Regions from separate parts of the Homo sapiens genome. Here regions 1 and 2 are each linked to region 3. A link is a loop called in an ENCODE intact Hi-C map of the cell type or tissue named here. Cell type or tissue: GM12878. All regions are shown on one strand. Each heading gives the region's core, and the rest is flanking DNA. Links, peaks and the distances in the headings are about the cores only.

Evidence for each region. Peaks named below come from ENCODE experiments on the same cell type or tissue, not always from the same donor. Only the 100,000 strongest peaks of a DNase experiment are listed, where the experiment ranks them.
Region 1: a loop joins it to region 3, with 2.8 times the contacts of the local background. A loop is called at or near these places in 10 of 110 quality-filtered maps.
Region 2: it touches region 3 in a loop (18-fold over the local background); 80 of 110 quality-filtered maps call a loop at or near these places.

Annotation. Positions count from the first base shown.
Region 1 is chr19:28,237,899-28,248,234 of GRCh38, forward strand. No RefSeq gene overlaps it. Among named protein-coding and RNA genes, the nearest start is that of ERVE-5, 360 kb to the right of the region's middle. In GM12878, for the core only: a CTCF peak has its summit at 4,616 (motif pointing right); no DNase peak of the experiment used is centred there.
Region 2 is chr19:28,320,312-28,330,647 of GRCh38, forward strand. No RefSeq gene overlaps it. Among named protein-coding and RNA genes, the nearest start is that of ERVE-5, 280 kb to the right of the region's middle. In GM12878, for the core only: a CTCF peak has its summit at 5,219 (motif pointing left); a DNase peak (open chromatin) is centred at 5,162.
Region 3 is chr19:27,968,263-27,978,598 of GRCh38, forward strand. The region is part of intron 3 of LINC02987 (long intergenic non-protein coding RNA 2987); the gene reads left to right. Among named protein-coding and RNA genes, the nearest start is that of LINC00662, 180 kb to the left of the region's middle. In GM12878, for the core only: a CTCF peak has its summit at 5,895 (motif pointing right); a DNase peak (open chromatin) is centred at 6,139; H3K27ac peaks cover 340 bases.

The sequences.
Region 1 (10,336 bases), core at 3,103-5,602, 270 kb after region 3:
AGCAAATGGGGCTGCTTAAGGGCACAGCTCTTCTCCCTACCGAGGCAAACTCACTGTGGAAGGGGCTGTTTCCAAGCACCTATGATGTTGAAACAGCAAAGTTATAACCGGTCAGAAATTGCACCTTTCTAAAAAGAAATTATGACAATTAGCCCACATAAAAACATTATTTCCTTCAACATAGGCTTGAAATTCAAAACCACTATACTATAATAATTTTTCATTTTCATGGGTGCAATAATTATTGCACTAGAGATAATGGGGCCCATACTAGAAAGCAGAAACAATTGCCCTGGTTTAAGAGCTTATTAATGAACAATACAGCCATAGTCAATTAAGGCACAGGAAGGAAACATGGCTGCTGGTGACTGGTGGGTTGGTTGCTAGATTTAATTTTTGTTATTGGGTCAGTAAAGGCAGGAAGAAAATACTTCTCAAGTGGGAGGGAAGGAAATTACAAATTTGATGAAAATAAATCACCTTTTGAGCTTTTGAGTCTTTCCAATTGAGGCTTGGTTAATGTAGGTGACAGCACTTTCTGCCTGTGACTTGGCACAGGGTTATTGGGAGCCATTTGTAACACTCCCATTCTGTCTGTAAAAAGACATTTTAATTGAAAAATCATTTGCCCATAAAATTATTATCATCAATTTACAGTCCACCAAAGGGCTGCATTATGACCATAAAACAATTTGTAGTGGATTCATTTTACTCACTAAATCACTTTACATTATACTGTGAACAGAATGATTAAAGCAAGTTAGCATTTTGTTGGCAAAGTAATTACATTATTATGCATTTCACCCACAGAGATACTTCTACTACTGAGTCCATTTGTCTTGTTGACAGAATATCTATATGCATTGGACAGAATGCATTTTCTTTAGTTGATGCAATTAATTTTATTCACCAGACACTTTTAAACCTAAGCTAAAATGTTTTTGTCACAGAAATAGATTTGATTGGGGAACAAAATTAATCTTGCCTACATGATTTGTGCTCAGAAAGTTTCTTCCAATAACTGTGCAAATTTGCAAACAAGTAAACAGGGAGAAAATAATAAGCAAGAGCAAAACAAAAGCCTCAAAAAGCAATTCTCCTCCTGGGTCTGTTTTTTAAAGTCCTCTATGTACCCAGGCAGGATAAAAATCCAAAGACACCTTGAACAGGTGGAGCAGGAGATGGTGGTGAAAAGAGAGGGGCTTCTCCAACCTGAACAATTTGGCTGGGAAAATAGTGAGCACAGATTAATCTTTTAAAAAGACCCCACACAATTGCTTGAGAAGCGCCTCAGCTAGTGTCTTTTTGTCACCAACTTTGTATCCTAGCGGTAGAAATGACTTTGGACTTTCCTGGGGCCGGTGCCAGGCTCTGAGTGTAGTCAGGCTTGTGAGGCAGAAGTGAAGATCTCAGGCACCCCAACTGTGTCCCATACAAGATGCCTAAATGGGTTGTCTAAAACCAAACACGAGAAGCAGAAAATGGCTTGTCTTGCACAGTGGGCATTGGGCCCACCTGTTTGCCGCTGGAAGTCCCAGGCTTCGAACCGCAGTCCCCTCCTTGCAAGAGGCCCAGGACCTCAGCCACCACCAGAGGGCAGGAAACCACATCTCACTCTCCCTGAAGCCCCCACAGCACAGGGCTTGGCATGCGCAGGTCATTCTGGAAAGACTTCCAGATTCATTCCCTCATTCTTCAACTCCTATTTTCTGAGCACCTACTCTGTGTCCTAAAAAGTTCAGCAGTGAGCAGAACCCTGCTCTGAGCAGGCTGACCACCTGCTGGAGAAGTCAGACAGGTGAAGAGGAAATTAAGACACAGACAGTATGGGGAGGAGGTTCCTTATGGTGTGGGAACAGTTCTGTATCTTGATTGTGGTGATGTCTATACAAATCTCCATACAGGTGACAAAATTTCCTAGAACTGTGCACAAAAACATGCACACACACAAAAAAATGAGTCCATGTAAAAACTGGTGAAATCTGAGTAGACCAGGTCAATTGTTTGAGTCCAGGAGTTTGAGGCAGCAATGAGTTGTGATTGTGCAACTACACTCCGGTCTGGGCCACAGAGCAAGACCCTGTCTCTAAAATTAAAAACAAATTCCAAAGTGTAAACAAAAACTGAACAAATCAGCAACTTATTTGTCCATCGTAGTCTAGTAGTTAAGCACATTGTGCCAATGCCAAGTTCCTGATTTTCATAATGCACTACAGTTATATAAAATATTGCCATAGGTGGAGGCTGGGAGATGGGTATAACTCTGCACTTGTTTTGCAACTGCTCTGATCTATAACTATTTCCTAATAAATGGTTTAAAGAAACACTGATGTGCAAAGCACTGATGGAAAACGCAGGAGGCTGCAGAAGTCCAAAGAAACGCTGGATTCTTGGGGGCAGCAGGGAAGGTTTCCTGGAAAAACTCATATCTTCCCAAAGGCAACCCAGTTAAGTGCCCAGAAGGGTCAGCAGGAGGGGAAAAGTGAAGCTGGGAGTGACAGGCAGCAGAAATGGAGGTAACTGTAGCACAGACCCAGTCCCAAGACATTCAGATTCAAATTGTATTTAAATGCTGGAGAGTTTTGGCTAAGCTGAAATTTAAAAGAGATTTAGGACCCCTAAAGGGGAAGATTGGCTGAGAGGAAAAATAATCCTTCAGGTCTGAGGAGTGTTGGAAGGACACGCTGGAGGCCCCTCCTTTGTAGTCACGTGGCTAGCAGGCACCTGCAAGCTGAAACGTGTGGGCTGGAGGGACTGCGGCAGTGACATGTCTCCGCAGACCTGGCTGCCATTCCTGGTTCACTGGCTACACCCAGCTCCATGGCACCCATGTCTCTGCACATTTTCCCCATAGAACACATGTACCTTATTCTCCCAGGATTCTGCCAGGTAGCTCTGGGCTTCATCAAGACAACTGCCACCTGCTGCCACACACTCCCGCACATCACAATGGTGAAATATGGGGCCCACAGGCAAGGTGGAGGGATGAGTAGTTTGGCTGGAGAGGCTTTATTCCATCAAGCCCCTACTGTTATCCATCCATCTAAATCATACAACTCAGGTTATCAACACTCCATGAAACAACCACTCCAAACTTCCTGCTCCAGGAGTTTTTATTATGAAGACCATCCAAGCCTAAGCAACAAGCAAAACCCTGTTTCTACAAAAAAAAGAAAATAAATTGAAAAATTTTTCTGGCATGATGGCACGTGCCTACAGTCATGACTACTTGGGAGACTGAGATAGGAGAATTGCTTGAGCTCAGTAGTTCAAGGCTGCAATGACTTGTGATTGTGCAACTGCACTTCAGTCTGGGCAACAGAGAAGAACACTGTCTCTAAAAATAATAAATAAATAAAAGTCCAAGTGTAAACAAAAACTGAACAAATCAGCAACTTATTTGTACATTGTAAAAACATCACAGCTGAGCACTTATAAGTTCCACTGGGAAAGAGACACAGGGTCTGCAGCCCCAGATACAATAAGAAAAGTGACTGCTGTCTGACACTGAGCTTTATACAGATTCCCGTGGAGTGCACACAGCAACCCTGTGGAGGCTGATGCTGTATCATCATCATGCACATTTTATAGATCAGTGCATGCACAAAAAGGTTAGATAACTTGCCCAAGGGTGTGCAGTCAGTATGTGCTGGGACCATGACCCAAATGCAGGGTGTTCCGTTTTCTCTTCCACTCAAGCACCAGCTCCTCCACTGTTTCCATGAGCATCTCCACTCACCTTGCACAAGATTGACGCCTTTCCAGCTCCCCAGACTGGAGCTAAGGAAGCTTGGAGTAGCTAAGGACCATTCCCTGCAACACCTCCAGACACACCTCCTGACCTTTATGATACACCTGGAAGACAGGTGCATCCCCTGAAATCCCTTGGACCAAGGACAAGATCCTTCAGTAGCCCTTGGTCTTTCTTGAGATACAGGGAAGCTTTGTAAGATTCCCATTAATGAAATATTTAGGTGATACTTCTCTCACTTCAGAAAACAAATGAGAAAAGGAGTTTTGCTTACAGTACATTAAGTTACTTTAAATTACTGGAAGCCATTTGTAGATAACTTCCTGGAAAATTTGAATATGGATAAGGATATGTTACTCATCAGCCTGACACTTTCATAAAATACCCTCCAAATAGAACAGCAGCAAGGAAAGGAGCATATGTTTTCATCTCCAATATGGGCATTCTATGAAATGTAAGCACTGTATCATTACTGATCCCTGAAAAACTGGGTCATAATGAGTCTTGAACTTAGAAAGTCAAAAATTAGGTTCTAAAAAAAAGTATGCTCCTCTCACCCTATCTCTATCACTGAAAATTAAAAAGATAAATTTCAAAAGCCAAAACACATGACCCAAACTCTTGAGCATTCTGTGAGTCTAATTAGATGTGCTGTTGTCTTGATTTTTGTGGAAATAAAAGCAGCCATCACAGAAAGAATTGAACGGTTATATTATTTGTGAAAGTAGATTTATATAAAGTTAGTGATTAAGGCTTTGTGACATAAAGTCATCTGGTCAATGCATTCAAAGGCCCAGTCAATCACCCACAAGTTGAACAGATGAGACAACAATGGCAAAGACTTTCTTCAAAAGTCACCGCTAGAGGGGGCTCTAGAGACATCCACCCTGGCTACCCATCAGCATCATCTGGGGTGCATGTTAAAAACAAGATGCCTGAGAGCCATCCTCCAAAATTCTGGTTCAGTCACCTTAGGGCGTAACCAAGGAACTGGCATTTTCGTGAAGCACCCAACTCATGCATGTGCAGACATCCCTGAGCCTGCGAACTACTCCCCTATATAGCTAGTCAGTCTACAAAGAGGAAGCTACACTGGAACACCCGCCATAGAGCTGTTTGCCCAAGGCCTATCTTATCCGGGGACAGACTCCTTGATGGCTAACCCTGTCCTAACACACCCTGTCCACTCCATCTATTTTAAATTATTACTGTTTTTGAGTCTATCATTATTAAAGGATTTAAGTTTTTATATTATTTTAGTACTTTGCATTTGAATGATCTTTTCTACAGCCTCTCATCTTTAAAAAGAGATAAAAATACTGCCTATGTTGTAATCTGTAAATAAGAATGAGTGAGGTAGCCCAGGTGGAGTTTTGCACAGGCTTGGGACATAATGTGTGTTTAATAAATGTTGGCTATTACGGTGTCATTCTTGCCTGTGACCCATCATGTATAAGGAGGAATGAATTGTCATCATTGCAGTGGAATACATTTTGGCTGCCTAGGTTAGATAAATTGTTTAACTGTGTGCAATGTCCAGAGATTATAATTTCTGCTATATGGAGGGCTGCTGGGAACCAGAGGGTATGATTGATTCGAACTTTATTTCAGAGACTTTGGTTCCAAGTTCCAATCCTCAACCCTCCTGGCCACCCACAAAGAGTCAAGAAAATATCCAAGCATATTTCCAACATTTATTGGAAACATTTATTTTAAATATATTTATAATAGCCAAAAATTGGAAACAATCCAAATGTTCATCAGCAAGAGAATAAATTTCGTATATTTATACAATGGAATATGACACAGAAATTAAAAATAATAAACTGCTAAGAAACACAATAACATGGATAAATCACACAGACATTGTTCTCACAGCTGAACACAGTAAGCCAGGTTCAAAAGACTACATAATGTATGAGGGTATAATTCAGGACAGTGGCTACTTCTGGGAGATGTTAACTGGGAAGAGGCAAAAGGAACTCTTCTGGGGAGCTGGAAATGCTTTATGTCTTGTCTGGTTGATGATTTTAGACGTAAAAATTAATTGAGCTGTACATTTAAAATTAGTGCACTTTACAAAGTTTGCTGCATGCATTATACCTTAATTAAAAATTTTTTAAAGCATAAGATGCATCTTAATGCTAGTTTCAAGTGAGATTTCTCACCCTTTTAAACTCATCTGTGTGTGAACACAGCTTCTCTTTTACTTGCGGGTGGCCCCAAGTGGATGGTGGGAACAATGCAGAATAAGAAAACTTTTTCTCGTCTTGTCCCTCAATTTCTTATTCTCTCTTCTCTCAGTATTTCTAGCTTCTTTTAAAGCACCAAATGATTATTCTGTGATCGTTAATCAGATCGCCCCACTGCCTGATTTATCTGACAAAACAGTTATTTCTAAACACCTAAACTCAATCTATCCCTTTCCGATGCTAGCCCATTACTCCTCCTCTCCGCACCACTGTCCTGCATACAAGATAAATCGCTCTCAGCTCAGGGCTGAATGCAGTTTCCATCTAGAAGCCAATTAGGGAATTGCATTTGTTTAGTCTCCCAACAACCCAGATCAATGGCAGACCCTTTGATGACTTGTGAAATAACCCAAGTAATGGGCTTGACAATGTTGCCTCAGGAAAGATTTTCAGCTGAAGTTGAGAGAAGCAGTAAAAGTCTCCTTTTATTCACCACCAAGCTCTATCCCTCTTGACTTTATTCAAACCTTGCTTCATCTTAGGCTTTTCTGGAAGAGATATTCTGGGTTTCACTCTTAAAATCTGCCAGCTAAAACAGAGGGAAGGCCCACCTGATTAGCTGCCTCTATAATGGATTTCATTAATTCGCTCACTTAATCGTTCACTAAAAAATCACCTATAGAGCACCCGTTATGCTCAGCAGACAGCAGAAAACAAAACCGAGTCTCTGACCTCATGGAACATATATTCTAGCTGGAGAGACATAAAATAAATGAGGTAATTTTACAGAATAACAAATTACATGAGTAAATAAAATGAGAAAGTATGAACAAGAATGCCCAGGAAAGTAGAGACACTTTATATAGGACTGCCAGAGAAGCCCTCTTTGAGGATGCAACACTTGCGCAGAGACCTGAATAATGAGACACAGTCAGTTATGCACATGCTGGGAAAATCATCCCAAGCAAAAGAATAATCACTTTCAGGGGTCCAAACTCTCTGTGTGAGTTCTAGAAACAGAGGGAAGGGGAAACCATAAAGCAAACCCTAACTTTGTCCTACCGCCTGGTCTCTCTACAAGGACTGCCTCCTCCTTTGCTATTCAGCAGGGGCCCTTCCTAGTGCCATGGCACTGGCTCTTTCTGAAAAAATGCCAACGAAAATATCGGCAACCACCATGATTCATTTTCCAAAGTACTGTTGGGGTAACCCAACTCCCTTGTTCCAACTGAGGCTGAACTGAGATTCCTGAAGCTCTGGGAGACCAACAGCAAGACTCCAATTAGGCCTGACCATGTTCAACATAAAAAGAGCTGTCCCTGGGAAGAAGGTGCTGATGGAGACAAGCTCCAAGGCTGCAGCAAAGACAGCAGTGCAGATCGATAAACACAGCACAAATTAGGATTTCATTTTCAATTCTTTTGTCAAGACTAATTGCATGCTCACTTCGAGTAAGATGCCCTTTCTGTTCAGAAGCATTACTGTCCAGGAGAAGGTAACACGCTGGGGCTTCGAATTGGCATTTCACATAATGAGGATTTCGCAGTTCAAACAATCACTAGATATTTTATTCTGGAAATCGAAGCTGTTAGTCAACTAAAAGTCCTCATCCTGAGCTGTGAACATGGGCAGACATTAAGCAAGCATTCGGTGACATCACTCATTCCATTTCTGTCTTTTCTTCCCAGTTCTCAGGCACCACAGATGATAACAGCCACTGGATCCCTCAAGCACATGGAAATTCCCAGAACTTCACAGATGCTCACAGATGCATCCCATGATCTTGACCTTTGAGTAATGGGATAAGCAGGTACAAAGGAGACAGAAGGGCCAGGCTGGGTGCTTAGAGAATTCCAGGAAGAGAAAGAGGCACTAGAAGTCATGGCAGGCAGCATAGAGCAGTGGGTAAGTGTACAGACCTGAGGACCAGATTCGATTTCCACCGCTCAAGAGCCACTTGGCCTTACTTAAGTCACATTGTATCTCTAAGTCAGCTTCCTGATCTGTGAATAAGCCAGACACAGAAAGAAACATACTGCTTGATCTCACTTATATTATGGAATTTCAAGAAGTCAAACTCACAGAAACAAAGAGCAGACAGTGGTTACCAGGGACTGAAGGGTGGGGAAAATAGGGAGAAGTTGGTCAAATGGCATAAACCATCAGTTATGAGAATAATGGTGACTATAGTTAATAATATTGCATGGTCTACTTGAGATTTAAGAGAGATCTTAAGTGTCTCTCCACAAAAAAAGTAACTAAATGGTTTACTTCACTTAGCAGTCTTTTTGGGGTTCATCCGTGTTATCACACGTGGCAGGATTTCCTTCTTGTGTGGCTGAATAATATTCCATCATATATAAATACCACATTCCCTATATCCATTCACCCATTGCTAGACACTTAGGTTGTTGATTCCATAACGTGGCCATAGTGAATGATGCTGCAATAGCCATGGGAGTGCAGATATATCTTTGATTTTTTTCTTTTGGGTGTATACCCAGAAGTGGGATTGCAGATCATATGGTAGTTCTATTTTTTAGGACCTTCCATACTGTTTTCCATAATAGCTGTACAAATGTACATTCCCATGATCAGTGCGCAAGCGTCCCCTTTTCTCCATGTGCTTGCCCCACATCCTTCTTATCTTTTGTCTTTTTGGTAACAGCCAACTCACCAAGTGTGAGGTGATATTTCATTATGGTTTTTGATTTGCTTTTCCCTGATGGTTAATGATATTGGGTACCTTTTCTTGTACTTGTTGGCCACTTGCATGTCTTCCTTAGAAAAATGTCTGTTGAGGTCATTTGCCCATTTTTAAATCAGATTTGTTTGGTTGGTAGATTGCTATTGAGTTGTATGTGTTTCCAACATATTTTGGATATTAACCCTTTATCAAACATATGTTTTACTTTTGTCTCTCAGATGAGGCATCCAGGCTAGCTGTGTGGCAGAGCCTAGCTGTGTCAGCAGGTATTGAAGCCTCAGGGATGAATGAGAGAAACTGGTAAAAGAATGGAGAAGAAGAGATGAGAGAAACAAGCCAGGACTTAATTCAGAGAAATTCAACATTAGAGGTTCGATTTGATATTTAATGAATATTGCTTGTGTGCAAAGCTTAAATGTCACTGTACAAATTATTTTATCACAACTATTTCATGCATCTTGCTATTTAAACTGTCCAACATTTTTTGGCTACAAATATATTTAAACATGAATGTCTGAATATCTGAAATATCTAGATAACTTCTGGCATCCACACCTTTCATAATGACCATGAATTCTCTTACACTCTTCCAGGAAGTAGCAAACAGATGTGTTGCTCAGTGTGACACAAGAGACCATAGGAATGAGGCTGAGAGGAAGGTCTCTGCCTCCATCCTGAGAGGTATCATTTTCAGAGGGACCCCACTGACCAGATGGTGCGATGTTCTTCTCTGTCTAAATGGACACCCCAGGTATGCAGCTCAGTTTGATAAACCTTGAAACCTAGTACAGGTCAGAGCCTGTGGCTCTCCCCTCATTTACTGCTCCCCTCACCACCAAGTCCCTGCCTGTCTCAGATGCTCACACCATCTGGTTTCTGGAGGTTCCTGTAAGGAAGGCCATCTGCTTCTTGTTACCATGTCATTAGAACAATTATGACAAAGGTGAAACATGAACTTGCATGAATCAGGCCTCTCTGGCTCGGCTTCCCCATGGAGAAATATGTACTGACTTTATGGTAATTTTTCATGGCAAACCTCTATCTCCAAGCTCCTAACTCTGGAAAACAGCTGGAAAATAACTAAGAAACTTCAAAAATTCAATAAATGTCAGAGTTGGACCTAGAGCAGGAGTGACAGGGAGCTACATGGGATCAAAGAGGTTCGTGTTACCCATTCATAGCCTAGAATGAGGCAATCAACTAAAAAAAATAGAATTGCAAATGGAAGACTTTTAAGTATCAATTAGGCAGGGATTTGAGATTAAGCATATTATCTAGGGCTGGGCAAGGTGGCTCATGCCTGTAATCCCAGCACTTTGAGGGGCCAAAGCAGGAAGATCCCTTGAGCCCAGGGTTCAAGATCAGCCTGGGCAACATAGTAAGACCCCATCTCTACAATAATAATATTGTAGAGATAGTAAAACCCCATCTCTACAGCTAATAATGATAATAATAATAATAATAATAATAAATTAGACAGGCATGGTGGTGCATGCCTGTATCCAAGCCACTGGAAAGGCTGAGGTGGGAGGGTCTCTTGAGCACAGGAGTTTAAGGCTGCAGTGAACTGTGATTGTGCCACTGCCCTCCAGCCTGGGCAACAGAGTGAAACTCTGTCTCAGCAAAACAAAACAAAACATTTAATGTCATTAATCCTAAAATTCAGAGACCGCCAACACTCAAATA
Region 2 (10,336 bases), core at 4,140-6,639, 350 kb after region 3:
AAAAACAAACATCCCTAGGACTCTAATTTCCTCAGGTGTCCTTTAGGCTACTATTGCCTTCTTTTTTAATAAGTTACTTATTGACTTCTGGAGCTAGCTAGGTGCCTGGAACTTCCCTTGAAGGCAATCATGATTCTCCTTGATTTCCATGTTTGGGGTCTGCAGGCCCCTAATAAAGGGGGCTCCTGCTCCATCTCAATAGGGAAAGAGAAACTAGATCAGGTCCTCAGGGAAGACCTTGGCATTGAGACCTGAATGAGAGGAGAGACCCAGGTAAGTGAAGTAAGAACATTCCAGGAAGAAACAAAAGCAAGGATAAAATCCTTGAGTTGAATGAATACACATTTCTCAAAATAAGACACACAGAAAGCCACCAGACAGATGAAAAAATGCTCAACATCACTAATCAGGGAAATACAAATTAGAACCACAATGAGGCACCACTTTATCCTAGTCAGAACGGCTATTTTTTAAAAGTCAAAAAGCAATAGATGTTGGTGTGGATGTAGTGAAAATGGAACGCTTATACGCAGCTGGTGGGATTGTAAATTAGCACAACCTCTGTGGAAAAAGATGTGGATATTTGTCAAAGAACTAAAAGTAGATCTACCATTCTACCCAGAAATTCCACTACTGGGTATCTACCTCCCAAAAACAGTCACTAAATCAAAAAAACACTTGCATGCATATGTTTATTACAGCACAATTCACAATTGCAAAGACATAGAATCAACCTAAGTGCCCATCAACTGATAGGCCAACACACAATCATGAAATACTACTCAGCCATAAAAAGGAACAAAATAATGTCTTTTGCAACAACTTAGATGGAGCTGGAGGCCATTATGCTAAGTGAAGTAAGTCAGGAATGGAAAACCAAATATTGAACATTCTCACTTATAAGTGGGAGCTAAGCTATGGGTACGCAAAGACATACAGAGTAATATAATGAAGTGTGGAGATTCAAAAGCAGGAGGGTGGGAGGAAGGTGAGAGAAAATAAACTACTTATTGAGTACAATGTACACTACTTAGGTGACGGGCGCACTAAAATCTCCGTCTTCACCACTGTACAATTCATCTGTGTAATCAAAAACAACTTGTACCCCCAAAGCCATTGAAATTTTACAAAATAGAAATAAAAAATTTAAAAGATCTTTAAGTCAAGAATATTTATGAGGATAAATACTTTTGCCCAAACCCATTGAACCCAAATGCCACCTTATTCAGGAGGTCTGTTGGGGCCATTGCACACCCCTTCCTCAGAGCCCTTGAGCCAGGAGCTGCTGGGTCTGGCTGTCTCCTTCACCTCCTTTAGGAGGTGACTACATCTTATTCAGCTCTGCCTCTTCCAGGCCACCAGGTTCAATTGATACCAGCTGTTCAACAGAGACTGAGTGAATGGGCCAATGACAATATCGGACTGGAGTGACATGTCTGTACCGAATTGAGAATTATGACAATTTTAACATTGCAGCATTCTCCCACTTGGAGTTTAATTTGAGGTTGTATTTTTTCTTAGTAATCAACTGTGAGGTAAAAATCAACTGTTTTTGGAGAGTTCTCTGCACTTTAGGGGACAATAATACAGACAGCTGTATGTCGTAGCTTACGGCAGTGTTACCTCAGTCTCATTGACATAAACTGATGGGCTGTCTGATGCTATGCAGATGTGGCTTCAACATGGCTAGACAGGTTCATCCCAGCTCCAAAAGGAAAGGAGCAGATAAGCATCAGGAAGGCAGCAGAGTACAGAACCTCTGAAAGTTCACTCCTCCATAAAAGCCATAAAAAAAACTGGCAAAAATGGCCAGAAACAACTTTTTCAGAACTCTGAAAATTCACCAACTGCTTGCAACACCCCAGGGAGTGTTTATGTAAGAAAAGCAGCTGAATCCCAGTAAGAACCGAGGGCTTTGTAGCATTTTGACTTGCCCTAGTCTCATCCTCTTGCTCCAGCTCAGCAGCAGCCTTGGAAATCACCTGCACTCCCTGTACTGAAAGGGATAGAATAGATCTCATTCCCAAAGAGAGTCATTATTTGACCTGTCTAGTGCTTCCCTGAAAGACCTTGTCTTTATTAGTGGCCCAGTACTAAAAGCCTTGGGGGAGGGAGGAGCATTTGCCTGTAGCATTTACTAGTGTTTCAACGGGTACAGCTGCCCGAGGTAATGGATAGCATTTGGGGCAAACAATAGACTAATGAAAAGCTTAAAGGAAAAGCTGAGGAATGAGATGTCCATAAGGACCCTGAAAAGCTTTGTCACATTCCTGGGAATCTATAAGACCCTGAGAATCTGTCCAGTAGGGCTTTGCACATGTCCAGGAACCGGAGAAGGCCCTAAGCACTCACCACTGACTGAAGTTGAGGCCCTGCAGGAGCGGGAAGGAAAGTTGAGACAGAGTTGCCAATTTCCTGGCAGAGTGCTGACCATGTGCCCCAACAGACGCAGAAAACCCATCTGCAAAGACTGAGAGATATTTCATTCCAGGCATTTAAAGAAACCTCTGTCCAGTTATTAGCTGGCCACTAAGCTAAATAAGTAGAGACTTTGTTACCAAAAAGGGGTCCCGATCCAGACCCCAAGACAGGGTTCTTAGATCTCACACAAGAAACAATTTGGGGTGAGTTCATAAAGTGAAAGCAGGTTTATTAGAGAAAGTGAAGGAATAAAAAATGGCCACTCTAAAGGCAGAGAGCCGCTTCAGCTGCTAATGATACTTATTGTTACTTCTTGATTATGTGCTAACCAAGGGGTGGATTTTTCATGAGCTTTCCAGGAAACGAGTGGGAAACTCCCTGAACTGAGGATTCTTTCCCTTTTTAGACCATATAGGGTAACTTCTTAACATGGCAATGGCATTTGTAAACTGTCATGGCAATGGTGGGAGTGTCTTTTAGCATGCTAAAATATTATAATGAGCATATAATAAGCCATGAGGATGACTAGAGGTCAATTCCATCACCATCTTTTGGCGGGTTTTAGCCAGCTTCTTTACTACAACCTGTTTTATCAGCAAGTTTTTGTTTTGTTTTGTTTTGTTTTTTTGAGACAGTCTTGCTCTGTCACCCAGGCTGGAGTGCAGCGGCATGATCTCGGCTCACTACAACCTCCGCCTCCTGGGTTCAAGCAATTCTCTGCCTCAGCCTCCCAAGTAGTTTGGATTACAGGCACCTGCCACCATGCCCAGCTACTTTTTTTTTGTTTTGTATTTTTAGTAGAGATAGATTTTCACCATCTTGGCCAGGCTGGTCTTGAACTCCTCACCTCGTGATCCACCCACCTCGGCCTCCCAAAGTGCTGGGATTACGGGTGTGAGCCACTGTGTCCCACCTTTATCGCAAGGTTTTTATGACCTGTATCTTGTGCCAACCTCCTATCTCATCCTCTGACTTAGAACTCCTAACCTCCTAAGAATGCAGCCCAATAGGTCTCAGCCTTATTTTACCCAGCCTCTATTGAAAATGGAGTTGCTCTGGTTCAAATGCCTCTGACAGCTTCAGTGGCCACTAGGAACCTATTTTGATAAGTAAAGGTAAAGAGGTAAAGAGGTTAAGCTGCTTTTCAAGAAACAGCAGGCTGTGCCAACAATGCTGGTTTTAGAGCTGTAGGAACGCAAAAGTTACACCCAAACAGAAGGAAATGTTGACAGTGTCTGTAGGGTGCAGTGTGGGCCACAGAGGAAGGTTGGTCTCCAGGAGAATGGGACTCGAGGTTGAAAATGGGACTCACCTTGGCTTACAGGTTTGCACTAGCAGCCGTGTGTATCCACTCCATCACTCGTCCTCTCTGCAGGATACAAGGCTTTCCAATGCAAAATGGCACAGTGTTATGCAGAGTATTAAGTGACTTGATAAGCTTCTCATCAGGGGATGGAATTTCCTCCATTCCTCACAGCAACCAGTTCCCAAGGTTTATTGAGGGAGCGTCTTGCTAATTGTGTGGCTGTTATGCCGGCTTTCCCAGATGAACATTTTTTTTTAGCATCTCTCACTCCCTAGAAATCCCACTCTGCCTCAGGGATGTAAACTAAAACTAAAATTCTAAGCTCCCCAACCATCTGAATGGACCCTTCCTCTTGGCCAAGAGCATTCATTCCAGAGTTTACCTGAAAAACGAGTTCAGGCCATGATGAGGAGGCAAGGGCCGGATACCCTTCACCATACATACGCTCCCCCTATTGGAATTCAGGCACAACTGACCAGCATCAACATTAAAACAGAGATCTTAAGACTTTTTGTAGCAATAAGACACCAAATTCCAGCCTGAATGTAGTGTAGCATCACATGAAAGGTATCAGGCCCTGAAAGAAATCAAAATATTTTACCCTAAAATAGATTTCTTTACACATTTTAAAATGGCCCTGCAAAGCTGTCTCCTGTGGGAAAAATTTACATTCTGTAGCGAATCCCCTTTTCCTTCCAGATCTTTTCTCTGATCCAGGAGAGAATTAACTAAGAGTCTGGCACTTTTTAAAAGTCAGATAAGAAACATTCACAATCTATTCTTTCTGAAGTCTGCAACCTGGAGGCTTCATCTGCACAATAAGAATCTTGGTCTCCACAGCCCCTTATCTGAACTTGGGCACTCCCTTCTGTTGATTCTAGATCTTAACTCTTTCAACCAATTGCCAATAGAAACATCTCTGAATTCACCTATAACCTCGAAGCCTCCCCAACCCCACTGCCTTCAAGTTGTCCCACCTTTCTGGGATGAACTAATGTACATCTTACAGCTATTGATTGATGTCTTATGTCTCCCTAAAATGTATTAAACCAAGCTGTAGCCTGACCACCTTGGGCACATGTCGTCAGGATGTCCCGAGGCTGTGCCAAGGTTATTTTAACCTTGGCAAAATAAACCTCTAAATTGATTGAGACTTGCCTCAGATACCTTTTGGTTTACAAGGGTGAGGTGAGTCACTGGGCAGTTTTATTGAGACTGAGAATTTGGTGGTTCTTGGGGTTCCAAAATCCATAAAGACTTTTTTTAGACCTATGTCTACAGAAATAGCCACCCTCTTCTAGGTTTTGGGTGAAAGCAGCCCTTCCTGGTGGAAAAGAATTTCAGCAGTAGCAAATTGTTTCTTAACATGGTAAAAAAAAAAAAAAAAAAAAAAAAAAAAAAAAAAAAAGTCTGTCTCAGGAAGACACAATGTCATTATTTCCAACACCATCCTCAACAGGGACCTAGCAAAATTATACGGGCAACAGTGCCATCAAGTGGCCAAGCAGGAAAATAACCAATACCTGAAAAAGCGTTTTTTCCAAGAGTGAAATTCTGGTGGAAGCGCTTGGAGGAGAATCATCTGCATTCCCCTGGTTCCCCTCTTTGTCCTGGGAGGCACAGACAAGCTCCACATTTTCAACTCAGGACTTTCTCAGGTTTTTAACCTTTTCCCAGGAGGCAGTGCGCAGCCTCAGGTCAGGGCTGCCTGACTTGTCCTCTATGTGCAGCTCCCCTTCCTCAGCCCCTCTGATAGGCGGCGTCCTCTTCACCCGGGTACTGGCTGAGAGGTCACCTCCTCTGAAAACTCTACTCACTGCATCTAAAGGAGCCACTGCACTCCACACATCACTCTCTACAAGACACAAGTTTCATTTTTCTTCATAGCCCTTTTCGCATTGAAAATACTTTCTTTATTCATCTATTTACCTGCATATTTCCTGCCTTTCCCACACCCTCACGCCCTATGTTGAAATTTGATGAGAGTAGAGTCTTACCTGCCTTCCTCACTGCCATGTCCCACCATTGGGAACAGTGGCCGGAGTAGAGCCTCCAATGCAACACGTGCGCTTGCATGAATGGATAAACGGGAGGAAGGAAAGAGGAGAGACGCAAAGGCCAGTGTTTTACCAGGAGGCCCAAGTGACATTGTCTCCATTAGCAACTTCGGGACCAACATCTTACTTCCCTTTTTTATTTTTAAGATTCAGTGACTTCAAATGCAAAGGGAGTTCATATTATCAACTCTTATTTAGAGTGAACCGAGAATCAGTTAATCTGGCTTTAAATATCCCTCAAAGGTGCAGAATTACTCCAGGTATTGCACGCAGACTGTACCTTCCTTTAAAATCCCTCTGTCCTCATAAAGCTGCTATGGACCCAGGAAATCTCTAAGTGAGTCTTCCCTGTGTAACTGAGGAGCACTTGTGTTAAAATACAGAGGATCTCCAGCAACAGAAAAAGAGTGAACCTTTGCCTACGGAACATGACAATTTCCTGGAATCAAAGGCCTCTCTGCAGTAGCTGATCATGTTTTACATCTGTGGGTTGATCTTGAAGACGTGGGCTTATCAATATATCTTGTCAACAGTGGGCATTCATTTAAATAAAATCAAAAACTGCAGGCAAAGTTGCCAGAACTGGCAATTTATAGGGGCATTTTCACTCCAGGAGAACTAAAAATAAGCTACTGTTGAGTTTGGATTGCATTTTTATCCACATATAAATAGCTTTGGTAGGTCACAGTCGAGGCAACATTGCTAAGGAACTCTGCAGTGTCTCCTCAAATTGTCAGGCCACTATCTTAAAAGACAGGCAGCTAGTCTATAGCAATTGTGTGGAAACCCTCCAGCTTTTACTTAGATCCCCAGCTGCTGCTTCAGATAATTAGATGGGAAAACTTGCCCTCTGAGACAGGTAAGGATGATGGAGTTTTCCGGCAGCGAATTGCATGGCAAATCTGGGCAAGAGCTCCCTTCCAAAGTATCTGGTAACTGAGAGGAAACTCATTTAGAATTTCTGTCATGCAGAGTTTTCAAAAAAGACTTGGGGAAAGCCGTGCAAACCTGCAAAGATGATATTTGTATCTCCAGGCTGGAAAAGTACCCTTTTATCTAGTGATGGCCATGCTGGCTTCTCTGTAAGCACTCACGAATTGCTTTTCGATTTTCATCCAGAATTATAACATCTGCGTACCGTGCCCCACCAACCCAAGTAAATATGAACTGTGAATACATCCCACCTTCATATCACAGTTCAGCCGTTCTTAGCATTCATTCTTTTACTCGTTAAACACTTGCTAAGCCCTTACTAATGCTTCCCTCCCACTGTGCCTGGGCGGGAGGCACGCTGAGATGATGCCCTGCCCTCCAGGTCTGAAGGAGGTGTGGCATAAGGAAGAGTATAACTGAAAAAGAAGATTCAAAGCACAGCAAGTAAGAGCTTCACCAACTACTTGCTTCGTGCACTTGGCCAGTGACTTAAACTCCCTGAGCTTCAGTTTCCTCACTTCTACAGTAGAGGTGATGGCAGAACCTGCCACTTAGAGATGCTACAATCTATGTAAATTCTTCAGGATCTAGCCACACTATTGTAAGCAGTTAGGGAAACCAAATATTTTACCCCAAAATATATTTTTGAAATAATTTGAGATGGCTGTTCAGAGATCTGGCAAACAGAAGTCTCCCTGCAAAGCTGTCTTCTGTGGGGGGAGATTTGCATCTGTAGGGAAGCTGCACTGATACTGCGAGTTTTTCTCTGAGGCCTCCCCTTGTCCTTGTCTGGATCTAGGAAAGATTCACTGAGATCATGACACCTTTTAAGGTCTAAAAAAGACATCTACCACCTACCCTCTCTGAGGGCAGCCACCTGTGAGGTTTTAGCTACTTAACAAGCCTACCTATGCTAGCCAGGCCTCATCTTCTCCCCCTCCCATCACCTGTTTTACCACCATAATTTGTTTTGCCGCAATCCAAGCCCCAATTATTTTTATTTAATTTCAATTTTCATTTTAGATTCAGGGGATGTAGCATGATTGAACCCATCACCCAGGTAGTGAGCATAGTTCCCAATATACAGTGTTTCAACCCTTGCCCCCCTTCCCTTCCCTTCCCTTGTAACGTCCCCAGTGTCTGTCGTTCCCATCTTTATGTCAATGAGTGCCTGATGTTCAGCTCCCACTTATAAGTGAGAATATGCAGTATTTGGTTTTCTGTTCCTGCATTAATAGGCTTAGGATAATGGCCTCCAGCTGCATCCATGTTGCTGCAAAGAACATGACTTTCGTCTTTTTTATGGCTGTGTAGTATTCTACGGTATATATGTACAACATGTAAATCCACAAATGTAGATTTCTTTATCCAATCCACAGTTGATGGCAAGTCCCATTTTTTTCTGTAGCCTCAAGATGGCATGTAAGCTTCTGAACCCCTTTGGGAGGTAGGAGTCCTTACTCTGTGTTTTTCTCCCTGTGTGCACATTAACACATTTATATGCCTTTTCTCCAATTAGTCTGACTTTTGTGGGTTGATTTTTTTCTTTGCAAACCTTCCGATATAGCTGTGTCCCCAACTAAATCTCATCTTGAATTCCCAGGTGTTGTGGGAGGGACCCGGTGGGAGGTAAATGAATCATGGGGGCAAGTCTTTCCTGTGCTGTCTTCATGATAGTGAATAAGTCTCATGAGATCTGATGGTTTTAAAAATGAGAGTTTTTTTGTGCAAGCTCTCTCTTTGCCTGCTGCCATCCACGTAAGACGTTACTTGCTCCTCCTTGCCTTCCACCATGATTGTGAGGCTTCCCCAGCCATGTGGAACTGTAAGTCTAATTAAACCTCTTTCTTTTGTAAATTTCCCAGTCTCAAGTGTGCCTTTATCAGCAGCATGAAAACAGACTAATGAGCATTAGACAGACTAATGTTCATTAGAACAGTAAATAGGCACCAGTGCAGTGGAGCACTGCTGAGAAGATACCCGAAAATGTGGAAGTGACTTTGGAACTGGGTAACAGGCAGAGGTTATAACAGTTTGGAGGATTCAGAAGACAGGAAGATGTGGGAAAGTTTAGAACTTCCAAGAGACTTGTTCGATGGGTTTGACAAAAACGCGGATAATGATATGAACAATAAGTTCAAAGTTGAAGTGGTCTCAGATGCAGATGAGGAACTTGTGGGGAACTGAAGCAAAAATGACTCTTGCTATGTTTTAGCAAAGAGACTGGCAGCATTTTGCACCTGCCCTAGAGATTTTTGGAACTTTGAACTTGAGAGAGATGATTAGGGTATCTGGCAGAAGAAATTTCTAAGCAGCAAAGAATTCAAGAGGTGACTTGGGTGCTGTTAAAGGCATTCAGTTTCAAAAGGGACACAAAGCATAAAAGTTTGGAAAATTTGCAGCCTGACAATGCAATATAAAAGAAAATCTTTTTTTCTGAAGAGAAATTCAAGCCATCTGCAGAAATTTGCATAAGGAGGAGCTGAATGTCAATCCCCAAGACAATAGGGAAAATGTCTCCAGGGCATGTCAGAGGTCTTCACATCAGCCCCTCCCATCACAGGCCTGAAGGCCTAGGAGGAAACAGTGGTTTCATGGGATGGGCCCAGGGTTCCTATGCTGTATGAAGCATAGGGACTTGGTGTTTGTGTCCTCGCCACTCCAGCCATGACTGAAACGGGCCAATGAAGAGCCTGGGCCATGGCTTCAGAGGGTGCAAGCCTCAAGCCTTGGCAACTGTCAAGAATTGGGGTTTGGGAACCTCTGCCTAGATTTCAGAGGATGTACGGAAACGCCTGGATGTCCAGTCAGAAGTTTGCTGCAGGGGTGGGTCCCTCATATAGAACCTCTGCCAGGGCAGTGTGGAAGGAAAATATGGGGTCAGAGTCACCACACAGTGTTTTAACTAGGGCACTTCCTACTGGAGCTGTGAAAAGAGGGCCACTGTCCTCCAGAACCCAGAATGGTAGATCCACTGACAGCTTACACTGTGGGCCTGGAAAAGCCAAAGACACTCAACACCAGCCTGTGAAAGCAGTTGTGAGGGAGGCTGTACCCTGCAAAGCCACAGAGGCAGAGCTGCTCAAGGCCATGTGAGCCCACCTCTTGCATCAGCATGACCTGGATGTGAGACATGGAGTCAAAGGAGATCATTCTGGAGCTGTAAGACTTAACTGCCCCACTGGATTTTGGACTTGCATGAGGCCTGTGTCCCCTTTGTTTTGGCCACTTTTTCCCATTTGGAATGGCTGTATTTACCTAATCCCTGTACCCACATTGTATCTAGGAAGTAACTAACTTGCTTTTGATTTTACAGGCTCATAGTCAGAAAAGACTTACCTTTTCTCAGATGAGAATTTGGACTGTGGACTTTTGAGTTAATGCTGAAATGAGTAAAGGCTTTGAGGGACTATTGGGAAGCCATGATTCATTTTGAAATGTGAGGACATGAGATTTGGGAGGGGCTGGGGTGAAATGATACAGCTTGGTTGTGTTCCCATCCAAATCTCATCTTGAATTTCCAGGTGTTGTGGGAGGGACCAGGTGAAAGGTAATTGAATCATGGGGGCAAGTCTTTCCCATGCTGTTCTCATGATAGTGAATAAGTCTCACTAGATCT
Region 3 (10,336 bases), core at 4,853-7,352:
ATCCTTTTAAAAATTATTTTAATTTATTTTTTATTTTTAATCAGCTTTCTCAGGCTGAAATAGTATTTTTATCAGAACAGTTTTGACTGCTTGGGCCTCATGAAAAATGGCCTGCATAGTATTCCATGGTATATATGTACCACATTTTTTATACAGTCTAATATTGATGGGCATTTATGTTGATTCCATATCTCAGGCTGAAATAGTATTTTTATCAGAACAGTTTTGACTGCTTGGGCCTCATGAAAAATGGTCTAGGGGATCTCCAGAGGTCCACAGAGCACATTGCAAGAACCATTGGTTTATTAAACAGGCAAAATGTATTAGTTGTATTAACCTCTTAAGTTCATCAAAGACTGGCCTGTTTGAAAATAAAAAGACAGATTAAGTTTTTAATTCAAACTACTTAAAATAAATAAATATATCATGAGAATCTAATACAGAGAAAATGATGATAAAGAGAATAATTATACTATTATCAGTAATTGATAGTCATTATTATATTATTATTAATACTTTTTAATTAGTAATTATTAAGAGAAAAAGACTAGGGAATCTGAATCTCATTCACATTTATTTATTTATTTTATTTTATTTTATTTATTTTTTATTTTTTTTGAGACGGAGTCTCTCTCTGTCACCCAGGCTGGAGTGCAGTGGCACTACCTTGGCTCACTGCAACCTCTGCCTCCTGGGTTCAAGCGATTCTCCTGTCTCAGCCTCCTGAGTAGCTGGGACTACAGGCATGTGCCATCATGCCCAGCCAATTTTTTTTTTTTTTTTTTTGTATTTGTTGTAGAGACGGTGTTTCACTATGTTGGCTAGGATGGTCTCGATCTCCTGACCTCGTGATCTGCCTGCCTTGGCCTCCCAAAGTGCTGGAATTACAGGCATGAGCCACTGCGCCCGGCCATATTCACATTTACTAAAGTTCTAAAGACTTTATTGCCCATTACTACTGCTTTCTAAAACATTCTTGTGTTCCAATGTCAGGTTAGAGGAGTGAAAATACAACAGGTTCATTACCATGGCCTGTTAGGGAGGGTCAGTACTTACTGGCAATTCTGACTGGTTACTGTAATAAAAGACTTCATAGGACTTGATGTGCTGAGTAAGAAGAGTCCAGGAGACCCTCTGAAGGTCAGGCTCCGGGAGAAGGATTTGTAAAACAGTTTGCCTTGGTGAAGCAAAACAGCAAAACACACAGGAGGCATTATTTTACTAAACAGATATGTTTAGTAAATATATTAATCATTTCTGAATTAATTTCTTAAATGCACATTTTTACTTTATAGAGATGCAGATAAATCCCTCGATATGTTTGACGAGCAATTACATCCACTCACTGTATCACTTTTATTGAGGCCGTATTTTTCTCATAGACTTGTGTTTGTTTCACACTGAAGTCAAAGACATTTTTAAGTATTCTTCCCCATGCCATGTTGCATCTAATCGTCTTATTTAAGAACTGTTATAAAAAGGATGTGCTGGAATAAGAAATGACCTGCAGCTCTGGTTAATTAGTGAGCTAATGAGAGTAAATATATAATCCAAATAACAGAAAATGTATCTTTTAAAAAGATAATTGTCAGTAGCATCAAACAATAAACATTTTTGTAAATGCCTTTAACACATATACATGATTTCTGTGAATAGAAATAAAAAACAATGTAAATTTAAATAAATGGTGTACAAATTAAAAGTGTACTTCCTCAGGTACATAATAGCCACATGTGGCTAGTGACCGTTGTATTGAATAGTGCAACCTTAGAGCCTTATGGCTACAGAAAACTAAATGTGTTTTTTCAAAGTTTGTTGCAGAGGAGAATGAATTATTGTCAGTAAGTAAGACTTTAAAGCCTAAAAGTAGTTTACATTTTTATAGAATTCTATGGGAAAAAGAGTAGAAAGGAACATAAAAATTTTCTGAGCTTGAGCCCATTTTTTTCACTGAATGTTGATGACTATTGAATCATTATAGTATCTTAAGATTCCACTGTTCGTATTTTAGAAACTAAAAGACATCTCCCCAATCCAAATTGTTCTAAGTGACACACAGGCACAAGTATGAATATTGCTGTCTTAAGAATACTTCATTTTTTTTTCCAACGGATACTTACATCACATCCTTTCTTCTTTCAGCAAGAAAAGATGCCAAAGGAATACTTTGAGTATGTTCCTGAACACAAGTTTATTTACAGATTTGTCCATGTTCTTTTTAAAGCCACAAACCTAACAGCTGAATTTGCAATAGTAACTTTGGTAAGATATTTCTTATTTATAAAGCATTTTTAGAAGTTGGTACTTGTACACAGGGTATGGTGCTGTTTTTAAATAAAAGTTGGCTTCTGGGCTGGGAGTGGTGGCTCACACCTGTAACTTCAACACTTTGCGGGGAGGCTGAGGCGGGTAGATCACCTGAGGTCAGGAGTTTGAAACCAGCCTGGCCAACATGGCGAAAACCCAACTCTACTAAAATTATAAAAATTAGCCAGGTGTGATGGGGGATGCCTGTAATCCCAGCTAATCAGGAGGCTGAGGCAGGAGAATTGCTTGAATCCGGGAGGCAGAGGTTGCAATGAACCAAGATCTCCCCATTGCACTCCAGCCTGGGTGACACAGCAAAACTCTGCCTAAAAAATAAAATAAAATAAAAAAGTTTGCTTCTGAAATTATTATACAAACTTTAAGAGAAACTTATGAAAGCAAAGTAAATACACACATTCGAGTTGTATCATCATTACAGCTTAAAATGTTGCCATTGCGTTTTTCATAATAGAACCATTGCTATTAAAAGCAGCGGGAGAGATTTCTGATTTCCCCCCCACACATCAGTGCATATGAAGTGTACACACATGCAAGGCAGGCGGAGGTGTTGGGATGGGGAGCAGTAAGGAGACGGATTCCAGTGGAGCTCTGAGCTGAGTCCCAGGCTGCATTCCTCAGGCAGTTCTCATGCAGGCTGTGATTGACAGCTGCTGCCGTGTCGTCTTTGTTCCTTGGGCCATGAGTCTTAATCTACCCCTACTGATCACTTGTGCCTGCTTATGAAATTGCCCAGGAATGTGGTTCCAGTAGGCCTGGGACACAAGCTTTGCTCGTTAGTCTTCCAAGCCATAGCTGTTTCCTTACATTTACATCATCCCTACAGAATTCCTATTGTAAAAATGTTAATAATAAATTCTATTCAAATTGTTGAAATTGTTTTACCCCTCTTCACAGCCAACCTATAGAGGAAAGTCAACTGCATGGCTGGGAAGGAAAGAATACTTAGGTCAATACTTACTTATTTACCATTCAATTAGAGTTTAGGAGAGAAGGCTTCTGATGTGCACTTGAGTCAAAGCCCTCAATGGGTGCTGGACCAGACACAGGCCTTTTCGAGGAGCTGCAAGTCATTTGGAACTCTCAGCACATGCTGGAGGGAAGCAGGAGTGGTGCTTCCAGATTTAGACAGATAGATGATGCTGGGGGGAAAGCTGGATTGGAAAAGGGAGAGTTTTGTACTCAGGCTAAACTAGATGTGCCTTTTAGATAGCAGAGTAGCAGTGTCTAGTCATCATTTGGATATATGGGACTAGAGCATGAATTTGTGGTAGAGATGCAGAGTGAAGAGTAATAGCAGCTGTTCAAATGCAGAGTAAGTGTGTAGAATAAAATTGGACAAGCCAGGCATGGTGGGTTCATACTTTTAGTCCCAGCTACTTGGGAGGCTGAGCTGGGGGGGATTACTTGAGCCCAGTAGTTTGAGTCCAGCCTAGGCCACATGGTGAGAACCCATATCTTGAGAAAAGAAAACATAAAGCCAGGTGTGGTGGTTCGCCCTTATAATCCCAGCACTGTGGGAGGCCACGACAAGAGGATTGCTTGAGCTTAGGAGTTCTAGAATAGACTTGGCAATAAGGTGAGGCCCCATCTCTACAAAAAAAGAAAGAAATTAGCCAGCCATTATGGCACATGCCTGTGGCCCCAGGTACATGGTAGACTGAGGCAGGGAGATTACTTGAGCCAGGAGGTGGAGACTGCAGTGAATCATGATCATGCCACTGCACTGCAGCTCGGGCAACAAAGTTAGACCCTGTCTTAAAAAAGGTAAAGAAAATTGAGAGACGATAGGTCTGTAAGGACTTATAGTGAGTAAAGGACAGGCCCCCAGAGGAGTAGCTGCTAGAATGGGAGGAGGAAAAGCAGGAAAGGATAATAAAAGAGTTAAAAGATGCTGTGGTCACAGTGCTGAATGCTGCCGAGAAGTGACTCATTCCATAAACACTCACTGGATACTGACTCTGTGTCACTCTTCTAAGTGCTGGGGTAGAAGGGAGGACAGGTTGAATACAGTTCTTGCCTTTATGAGCTTATGTTCTAGTGAGACACAAGTAGTTTTTCAGGTAGTGTCAAATAGCAGGAAGAGGAAGCTGGATAAAGGGATTCAGAGTGTCGGGGTGCTCAGTACTTTAGATAGAATGATAAGGAAGAGTCTCTCTAGAGAGCCAACATTTGAACAGTGACCTGCCCAAAGCAACGAAGGGAAGGAGTGCTGGCATTACAGGCAGCAGAGACAGGAATGTGTTTCACATGTGTTCACAGAACAAACAGCAAGGTGACCAGTGTGGTCAGAGTGAGGAATAAGGGAAGCAGTGGAGATAAGGCCACACAGGCAGGGCCACAGCTCACAGGGCCTTTTGGCTTCAGGCCATAGGAAGATGTTAAGGTTTTATTCCAGTTTGATAGGGGACTCATGTAGATCTTGAGCAGGGAAGTGAGTGCTGTTAATAAAGAGGTTATGGTGACTGCTTTGGGGAAAGTAGGCCATGGTTGGGAGGCAGATTGGAGGCAGAGAAGAGGGCTAAAAAGCAATTAGAGTGATACAGGTGAGCAATGAGAGATTGTGGCTCATAATCAACCCAGGCAGACTACCAGTGAAGGCAGACATAACAGGCATTGGAGACATTGCAGAAGGGTAACTCAAATGCAGGTATTTGGCCCCAGCAGCTAGGCAGATGGCAATGTCCTGTACAAGATTAGAAAAGGCTTGGGGGGTTGACTGTTGGGCTGGAGACTTCCAGTTTGTAAGTGTGAAGGCACCAGAAACCTAGGCAAGAGAAGTGTTGGAAGAGTAATGTCAGTGGGGCAGGCAGTGTACATTAAGGAGAGATGGAAGATGAGGAGCTGGCATGAGGGCATGGTGCTGTGAGCACCAATGAGATGACACAGCTGGAGGAGTAGTGGGGAGTGAGATGGGAACAAAGGAAACACAGTTAGATTGGGGAAAATCGCTAGTAGAGAGGCACAAAATCTTCAAAAAGAGGTGATTGTAGGAACAGTGTTCTGCAAAAGTGGAATGGGATCAACTGCACTGAGAAAAGTTGGCATCAGTGGGGAAAACATTTCTACATCTGAGCTGATGATCATAACCTTCAGACAAGAAATAAACTCGTATAAAATAAACTTTTTCCCTTTGTTTTGACATAAAGAGTTCAGGTAGCTCGCAGACATACTCTTCTGCAGAGCACCCTCTGAGGTAACACCTCCTCACAGCTCACCTTTAATCTTTACTCAGCTGTTCACTTTGCCCAATTCTTTGTAAAGCAGATGTTTGATAAATGTAAACTATCAAACATGTGCTAATTCATGAGATTGTCTCACAAACTACTCGGCAGGCTTAGAGGAATCCCAGGGATGCAGAAACTGGCAGCTGTTTCCACCTTTAAACCAACAGAATTGACTAAGTTGCAGGATGTAAGAGAGAATAAATTTTCATGAAGTGATCATGAAGATGGGAAAATAGGGGCTGAGAGGAGGGCCATTCTTTTATACACATGTGTTTTTTATCAAGCAACTGAATACTGAGAATGTTTTACAACCCCTGAGACCTGCACCTGCCATGCTGCTCTGCACAGCGGCCACTGGGAGGCTCTCTTGACCAGCAGTTTTTTAAGCTAGCACCACAAAAGGGTTAGTGTTTGTGAAAAGGAGATTAACATTTGCTCACTATCACATGGGTTTTATATATTCAAGCTTGACATGCCTGTAGAATTTCTATCTACCTCCCAGCTAAGTATGAGACATTACATTTGGTAGGCACTTGAGTATTTCCTGAACAACTTCAATCCACACTGGTCCTTAGTGTGTGCTGCCTTTTATGAGTGTGAAGATGATGACACTGCCTCTCTTCATGGTGGCCTTGGCTGACATATGCAGGCATTCTTGTCACCGAAATTGGGCTGGAAATTCCCATAGGCAGAGTAGGCAGCAGAAGTATCTGACCTATGATTGTAATGTGGTCTCTTGCTTTGCCTGACCAAGCAAAGTATGTAGAGCATAAGAATAAAAGACACTTTCTGGTCAAAACCAGAAGAAATCTGTCATTCAAAAGAGTTCTTATCAGAGCACTTAAAGTGAACTAAATCAAAGGCCAGTGCTCTATTTTGCATATTTACATAGAAAGACTCTTAAGTTATGTGGAGATAGACCTTTGCCCGACCAACTGGAAGAGATTGTCATGGGAGCCATTCTTCTCACCTCCAAAGTTTGGAAAGATGTGACTATATGGAATAGGGAATACTGCAGGCTCTTTGTGAACACTAGCATTAAAGACATGTGAGTTTCTAAGGTTTTTGTGAACTTTCTAACCATTTTCATTACCTTATTTGCTCCCATAAATGTAACACTTTAAGACATATTTTTAAAGGCTACAGTGTGCAGATAAGGAAAACACATAAAACCACATACTTCTTTATATCCAGCTTTAGTATAAAAGTTCATATCTTTTCACTGTTAATGGGTAGGTCTTGGTGAGTTACTGTTGTAATAATCTGCTCTGCTCATACATGGAAAAGTATTTTTCTGGTGGTTTTTGGCAAATACTTCACAAGTGCACTACCAGAACACCATAGCACAGTAAATATCTTTATGGCTTTTTAGAAGCTGTCTGTAAGTTCCAGTCTCTTTTTAAGGGACACATGTCTGGCTGTTGAAATAATTGGCCACTCTTAAGGTCTAGGGCCTCTGGACTATGGAGAAGTTATAGCCTCAGCCTCAGTCACACATTGTGTATTTGCTTTTGCTGATGTTTTCTCCCTTATATTTAAATGTCTGTTTTTTTATAGAAAACTTGAGATGCAGAATAGCCACAGATCCCTGTGCCCTCCCCATTAGGAGTGTTGCATGTGTTTAGAAATTGGGTTGATGAGTTTGCTGCTCCAGTGTTTCCTTGAGGCAGTATGCAAAAAATTGCCCAGGCATCACACAATGCCCACCACACTCAAGAGGCTCCTGGGGCACTCATACAACCACAGCAGCAATCTGTGGGACTTGAGTTACCAAGGAGAGTGCGAGAAATCTTGCTGAGTCATGGGGTTGCTCATAGACGGTGCCAACATGATACTGAAACATGGGCTTCATGGGGGCTTTCTTCCAGTCTGGCCTTACGACTGTTGTAAAGGGAAGAGCCTTGGAGCTTGTAAGCAGGGTGAGCTAGGGAAGCATTTCCACCAAACACTCTAGTAATGTCCACAGGACAGTGAGAATAGCTATATGGGTGACACTTAAGAAAATATAAAGGGACACCTGTTGCTGTCGTTGAGCAGCATATGAAGAACAATATCATGACAGGCAGTGGCAAGAGTTTGTTTTTTTACATTTGCCCGTTACTCCAGATAAGACTGCCATCCAGAATGTATGTGATCACAAAAGTAGAGCTTGATGGCTGATTAGAAGTCTCTGCCAATTGTTCTCCTCATAAGAATAACAAATTGAGTAACTATCTAAATAAAAAACACCTTTATTAGAACTAAAAATAGCTAAATAATTATAGTACCTGGTTTAAACTTTGTATCACTGAAAAAGGCAGTGAACACGGTAGGAAAGACAGTCTTGAGTTGCTGATGCCAGCCCTCCCTTATGTCCTAGCATTGGCCATGTGACAAGAAGAGAATCTGCATGCTTGGGGAAGGGAGAGCACAGCAGTGTGAGACTTTGCATTGAACTCAGTGCTGCGTTGTCATAGCAGAAAGCAAAACTGGGCTGAACTCAGCCAGTGCCCACCCACGGATGGAACATTTCTAGCCCTAGCCTGAAGGGAATCACCCATCCCAGTGGCTGAAAACTGAGTTGTGGAAAGCCTCACTGCTGTGGGATAAAGTATTCTGGGGTCCTTAATAAACTTGAAAGACTGTCTAGGCCACAAGGACCGCAACTCTTAGGCAAGTCTGAGTGTTGTGCTGGGCTTGGAGCCGGTGTATTTGGGGGGCATGTGACCTAGAGAGACAGCAGATGGGGCAGCCCAGGGAGTGCTGTACCACCCCTCCTTCAATCTTAGGCAGTGTAGCTCACAGCTCTGACAGAGACCTCTTTCTTCTGCTTGAGAAGAGTAAAGAGTAAAGAGGACTTTGTCTTGCAACTTGGATACTAGCTCAGCCACAGTAGGAGAGGGCACTGGTCAGAGTCATGAGGCTCCCATTTTGGGTCCTAGCTTTTGGATAATACCTCTAGACAAACCCTGGGCCAGAAGGGAACCTGCTGCCTTGAAGGGAAGGAATCAGTAAGGGCAGGATTCATCACTTTCTGACTAAAGAGCTCTTGGACCCTGAATAATCAGCAGTGGTAAGCAGGTAGTACATGTCATGGGTCTTTAGTGAGCCTCAGAGATCTGCTGGCTTCATGTGTGACCCAGCACATTCCAAACTGTGGTGGTTATGAGGAGAGACAACTTCTGCTTGAGAAAATCTGAGGGAAGAGTACAGAGGACTTTGTCTTGAGCTTAGACACCAGAGCAGCCACAGTGGAGAAAAGCACCAAGTGGGCTGTTGGGGTCCCTGATTCAGGCCTTGGCTCTTGGATGGCATCTCTGGGCTTTCCCTGGGCCAGAAGGGAGCCCACTGCTCTGACGAGTGAGTTCCAGGCCAGGCAGCATTCACCACAAGCTGACTGAGAGCCCTTGGGCCTTAGTGAACATCAGTGGTGACCTGGCAGTACACCCCAGGGGATTGTGATGCTGGTGAACATGGGGACAGACTACTCTGCCTGGGTAATGGGGAAGGAAGAGTGGAAAGGTGTTTGATGGTTTTAGTGCCAGCTCAGTCACAGTAAAACAGAGCACCAGGTGGATTTCTAAGGTTTATAACCCCAGCCCTAGCCCCCAGACAGCACCTCTGAACCCATCCAGGGGCCGGGGGAACTTACTACACTTAAGTGAAGGACAGAAGGTTCTCTGGCTTCACTACCTGCTAATTGTAGAGCCTTGGGGCTTACTGCAAAATAGCTGGCAGCCAGGGAGTTGTTACAGTAGAGGCCTTGGGCAGTAACAGTGCTGTGTGGGCTTCAGATCAGACCCAGTGCTGTCCTAGGTGTAGTGGCCACAGGGGTGCTTGTATCACTCATCTTCGAACTCCAGAAAGCTCAGCACAGAGAGACTCTTTTTGTTTGGGGGAAAGTAAGAGAAGAAATGAGTCTCTGGCTGCTAATGCAGAGAATTCTTCCAGATCAAATCCGAGATCACTAATGTGCTACCTCTACATATCTGCAAGAACCAATGACATTCTTCATAGACATAGAAATAGAAAAGACAATCCTAAAATTTATATGGAACCACGAAAGACACAGAATATTCAAAGCTATTCTCAGGAAAAAACGAAAAAAACAAAACAGAAGGAGTCACATTGTTTGAATAGAAATGATACTCTACAACTATAGTAACCAGAACAGCATGGCACTGGCATGAGAACAGACACATAGACCAATGAGACAGAAGAGAAAACTCAGAAACAAATCCATAAGTCCACAGTGAACTCACTTTCAACAAAGATGCCAATAATACACAATGGGGAAAGGATGGTGTCTTCAATAAATGGTGCTGGGGAAACTGGATATCCATATGCAGAAGAATGAAACTAGTTTTTCTCATCTTATACAAAAATCAAATCAAAATGCATTGAAGATTTAAATTTAAGACCTCAAACTATGAAACTAAAATAAGAGATTAGGAATATTCTTGAAGACATTGGACTGGAAAAAGATTTTTTAATACTCCATAAGCACAGGCAGCCAAAACAAAAATGGGCAAATGAAGTCACATCAAGTTAAAAAGCTTATGCACAGCAAAGGAAACAACAAAGTGAAGAGACAACCCACAGACTGGGAAAAGATATTTGCAAACTATCTGGATTAATTACCAGAATATATGAGAAGTGCAAACAACTCTGTAGGAAAAAAACTAATAATCTGATTTAAAAATGGGCAAAAGATCTGAATAAACATTTCTCAAAAGAAGACACATTAGCTGCTGATGGAAAATGCTTCTGGTTCCTGCTACAAGGGAGGCCTGGATGGGAAAATT